2 separate regions of the Mus musculus genome follow, and region 2 is linked to region 1. Evidence: chromatin loops called from intact Hi-C (ENCODE). Cell type or tissue: heart. All regions are shown on one strand.

What was found. A loop is a pair of places that touch in the nucleus more often than their neighbours do. Peaks named below come from ENCODE experiments on the same cell type or tissue, not always from the same donor. Only the 100,000 strongest peaks of a DNase experiment are listed, where the experiment ranks them.
Region 2: a loop joins it to region 1, with 4 times the contacts of the local background. A loop is called at or near these places in 1 of 42 quality-filtered maps.

What each region holds. Positions count from the first base shown.
Region 1 is chr4:41,274,410-41,276,909 of GRCm38, forward strand. It overlaps Ubap2 (ubiquitin-associated protein 2), which reads right to left and starts at 726. Exons shown (of 29, transcript NM_026872.1): 1 at 631-726. In heart, no CTCF peak of the experiment used is centred here; a DNase peak (open chromatin) is centred at 992; H3K4me3 peaks cover 1,697 bases; H3K27ac peaks cover 1,812 bases.
Region 2 is chr4:40,970,436-40,972,935 of GRCm38, forward strand. Nfx1 (nuclear transcription factor, X-box binding 1) reads left to right here and starts at 508. Exons shown (of 24, transcript NM_023739.3): 1 at 508-624. The coding sequence starts at 600. In heart, a CTCF peak has its summit at 1,529 (motif pointing left); DNase peaks (open chromatin) are centred at 516 and 1,056; H3K4me3 peaks cover 1,834 bases; H3K27ac peaks cover 1,522 bases.

The DNA of each region.
Region 1 (2,500 bases):
TTCACAAGCACTCTTACCTCACCTTAAAGAATAAATAAACTATGACACCACCAGACTTCAATAGGGCATGAAGAGGAAACTCACAGAGTTTCAACTAACACCAAAGACCACAGTAATGAAAAGTAGTAAAATTGAACTATGCCTTCAGATTAAGTGGGGAGAGACTAGAGCGCAGAAGTTGGGCACTAAGACCAGTCCCAGGACAGGCGCCAGACTAGAAAGCTGAAAGGTGGTCCGGATGGGGCGACAGCGTGGCGGAGGAGCTCCTGCCAACGTGCAGGGACCGAGGTGGGAGAGAAAACCACACCCTCCAGGATAAAAACCCAAAGGGGGGGGAGGGGAAGGCGCCCCCTGGGGCTGGGTGGGGCCGGCCAACTAGGATGGGGGGTGGGGGGTGGAGCAGGAAGCACAGGGCAACCTGAGCGGGAGAGGAAAGAGAGTGCTCAGGCCTGGACACACTACGGAAACATGAAGCCAGCGAGGGAAGCTCGGCCCGATCCACCCGAGTAGACGCTGGGGCATCCCAAAGGGGGCTGGGAGTTCAGAAGACCTTAGCCCAGGTCCAGAAAGCATACACTGCAAGGTTCAGGGCCCTGGGAGGCAGGATGAAGGGGACCGGGTGACAATTACCGCTGCTGCTCTCGTTGGACTCGGGACCCGCCGCCGCCGCCGCTCGTTACCTGCCAATGTGCCTCTTACAAAGCGGCGGCGGCGGCAGAGGCGGCCCTGCCCGTCACGTGATCCCTACGTCACGGGAGAGGGTGGAGCCAGTACTTGAAGATTGAACGGGGTTACCCGGCTGGCTAACACAGCTCTGGGAGCTGAGCGAGAGGAACTATGTGGAGGCGGCGGAGATGGTGACATTGCTTGTGGTCAGAATTTCAGGGTCGTACTATCCGCCGCCTATAGAGAACCCACTATTAAAGCGTGCGGTCGCGCTATGATGACCTCAGAAACACTGCAAGATGCTCGATGCGTGCGGCTCTTTCGTCACGTGACATGGTGCAGCCACTCAAAGCAAGCCTGGCTTCTAGACGTTTTGAGGGCGAACTACAACTCCCAGAGTGCTGCGCGGCAAAGGCACTCTCTACGACCGCCTTTTCTCAGCGTGCTCCTAAGTACAACTCCTGATTCTGACTTATTCGAGCATCTTATGGCTAGCTTCCGAGTTAGTACCAATGGGTGCCACCTGCCAAGCGAACCAGCGTGGTTCCTGCTGGGAGGTGTAGTTCTGGCGGAGAGTGGGTCTAGCTCCCACGTTGCGAGGCTGGCGCTCCGCCCTGCCCTCTGCGCGGGAAAACGCCAACCGCCAGCTGCTGAGCCAGACACCCAGAACGTCCTCGGCTGAAGGCCACGAGACTTCAATGTAGTCAAATGTGGACTGCTTTCTGCATTCCCAACTCTCTTCTGCAGGAAACAACTACCATTCCTTGAACGCCAACGGGATGTTAGAGGTGTTCTAGCCCAAAAGGCTACTAGTATCGGACCGGTTTTGCAAATAGGAAAGGAAAAGTTATTTTCTGGCATAAGAAACCTAAATCAGGTTTTCCTTGTTGAGAAGTTACCTGATCCACCTCTTAGTAAAGATGTTAACCTCAGGAGATTAAGCAAAAGTAATGGAGTTTTGTTGTTTTTTGATTTTTTGAGACAGGGCTTCCCTGTTTTGGAACTTGCTTTGTAGACCATACTGGCCTCAAACTCACAGAGTGCTGGGAGTAAAGGCACGTGACACCACAGGCCGACTCAAATAAAGATTAATCACTAGCATATCTTTAAAAAATAAATAAATAGATAGATGTTGCGCTGGAGAGATGGCTCAGTGGTTAAGAGCACTGACTTCTCTTCCAGAGGTCCTGAGTTCAATTCCCCGCAACCACACGGTGGCTCACAACCATCTGTAATGGGATCCAATGACCTCTTCTGGGGTGTCTGAAGACAGCACAGTGTACTCACATACATTAAATAAATAATTTTTTTTTAGATGTTTAAAACACTTTAACTCCAGCCCAGACTAACCTAGCCTTATTGTGCAGTACATGGTGACCGCTAACTCTCAGCAGTCATCCTGCCTTGGTCTCCCAAATGGTGGTATTTCAAGGATTATAGACAAGAGTCACCCACCATGCCTGATTAATATGTATTTCAAATATATACATATATACCATTCATATATATATAGATGTTTTACCTGTATGTATATATGTAGCACATACATGCCTGGTCAGAACATGGGATTGGGTCCCCTGAAATTGGAGTTAGAGATAGTTATGATCCATATTCTAGGTGCTGGAAATCAAACCAACATCCTCTGGAAAGACAATTGCTCTAAACAGCTGAGCTATATCTTGTTAAAAATTATACATTTAAACATAATAAACCAGCACTCGGGAGGCAGAGGCAGGCAGATTTCTGAGTTTGAGGCCAGCCTGGTCTACAAAGTGAGTTCCAGGACAGCCAGGGCTATACAGAGAAACCCTGTCTTGAAAAACCAAAAAAACAA
Region 2 (2,500 bases), 300 kb before region 1:
TTTAGATACTGTGTTTCGTTTTACACAGACAGGGATAGGTAGCCCAGGACCTGGAACTCACTACATCCCACTCCCATCCCACCCCCGATCCAGCCTCCCAGGTCCTGAAGTCGTGGGCTACCTAACCCTTGGCAGGTAACCTTTTATTGTTTTGCAGTCTTTTCCTCCACAATGCCCTTTGATTACTACAGCGCCCCCCCCCCCCTCGTCGCCTGCGTGAGCCGCTCCAGGCCGCCTCTTAGCTGAAGGTCATTTGAAGCCGGGCGGATGGCAGGACTTGACAAAAAGGCGTAGCAGCTGGAGAACCCAGCAGCTCTCGAAAAGCAATTACGCAAGTTGGGGGCAGTAGATCCTGCGGTCCGGGTGGGTCTCCTCCAGCCACTCGTGTCCCCCCCGCAAACCCCGCTTGCACCCGGGCCGGCGCATTTGTCTGACGTCCCAAATGCGCCATTTCACTGTGTGCTCAGGTAGCACCACCCCCTTGGCTGTCCCCGGGCGCGTAGGAGCGACTAGTCTCTCGGCGCCGGAAATCCGGGACACGTGACCAGGTGACAGCCTTCGCTCGGTGGCGGGGCTCGCTTGAGGTGCTGCGGCACGGGATGGCGGAGGCGCCTCCGGTCTCAGGTACTGTCCCGTTTCCCGCGCGGGACCCCTAGGGTCTAGCAGTCTAGTCCGAAGGGTGCGGGCCATTGCGGTGGCAAGTGGGGTGCGTGCTGCGCGGGGACAGTGGCTCGCGAGGGCCAAGCCACGCGCGCTGCACGTACGGAACCCTCCTCCATCTTCCACGGGATGGGGAGGCTCGGCCCCTGGGTTTCCGAGGAGAGCGGGCGGGTCCCGGCGCCAAGGGAGCGGACGTGGGCCTCTGGCGCCCCCCGCGGGGCTCCTTCCGGCCTTCCCGAGGCCGCGCGGAGCAGAGTCCGGCGGGCGGGCGGGCGGGCGGACGGCCGGCCGGCCGGGCGTAGGCGACTCTCCGTAGCGGGCCCTGGAGGCCAGCGAGTTTGCGCGCTGTGCTAGGGGTGTGTTCTTTACCTCTCGGAGTGGCGGGTTCCGCGCGCGCGGGCCAGCCAGCCAGCGGGCCCAGTCCTGAGGGGGTGTGAAATCCCATATTGAGGTGCGTGACGTGATCCAGTCTCAGTTACCTCATCTGTCAGCCTGGAGTAGTAAGCTAATTCCCAGACCCTCCCTGTTCTCTCCCTGATTGTTGGCTCACTCTCCCTCCTGGAGCTACCCCTGTGGTAGAGACAGCCTCATTTGACTGTTCGTATAAGCTATTTCCATTTTCTTCAAGGTGTATTGGTCAATCCGGGCTTTCAAATTTTGTGGACAGCAAAAAAAAAAAAAAAAAAAAAAAAAAAAAAAAGGAACGTTTTGCATGGGGTATTAGTACACATTTACCTAAATGTAAATGTGAACCGAGAAGCTGGGGCGCTAGTTCAAGTGTTTAAGAACAGTAGCTCCTCAACAGAGCAGTCACGTTCGCTTGCACAACCACCTGGAAAGCTGTGCGATCTGACGCCCTCTTCTGGCCACGGAGGGCATCAGCAAACACGTGGCATATATCCCGTCCCTGTCCCCCCAAAGCACCCTTGCTAAAACAGGAACACAAGATTAAAAGAAAAGTTTTTTTGTTTTTAAAGTAAACCAAATGTTTCAGTGCTATCAGACATGGTAGCGCACATCTTTAATCCCAGCCCTCGGGAGGGCGAAACAGGAGGATCTTTCGAGTTGGAGTCCAGCCTGGTTTACATAGTTGCAGACCATCCAGGGTTACATAGTGAGATCCTGTCTGGGAAGATGGGGTTGGAGGCCGAGAAGCAGAGGTTTCTTTTACTCTCAACAACATACTCTTAACATTACTATTAAGAAGAAGACCACGATGACGACTTGTCACAACCCACTGTGTAGATTTGACATAATGGCCTGCTCTTCCTGAAAATCACAGCAATGTCCAACATTGGCTTGAATTACAATTGCACTTCTGACAGATTGATGGGCCACTATTAGGATGTGCCTGTACAGGTCATGTTCTTTTCCCTGTCTCAGTTTAAAGAGTGCAAGAACACATTGCATTGGTGTGCCCCAGTCTTGACTTGAATGTAAAAATCTTCTTGGAGAGTGGAGAACTTAGGCAGATACGTTGTCACTCCCCTCCAGGCCTTCACTGGCCCTCTAAACCGAATCTGTTCGTTTTCTCCTCCTCGCCCTGACTTATTTCCACACCCTTGGACATTTGAAGCAGAGCTGAGTGAGGGCTAGCTGTGACTCGGAGTTTTAGCCTCTGGGACTGCGCTCTAGGTTACCACCGACACGCCCCAAAGCATGTGCTGAGTCCCTGTGTTCAAGAAATCCCTGCCTCCTTGGTCTATAGTCTTTGTTCTTACTTTAACATCATTTCTAGCTCATCCACTTCCAAAAGTGGTTCTCAACCTTCCTAATGCTGCAGCCCTTTAATACAGTTCCTCAGGTTGTGGTGACCCCAACCATAAAATTGTTTTGTTGT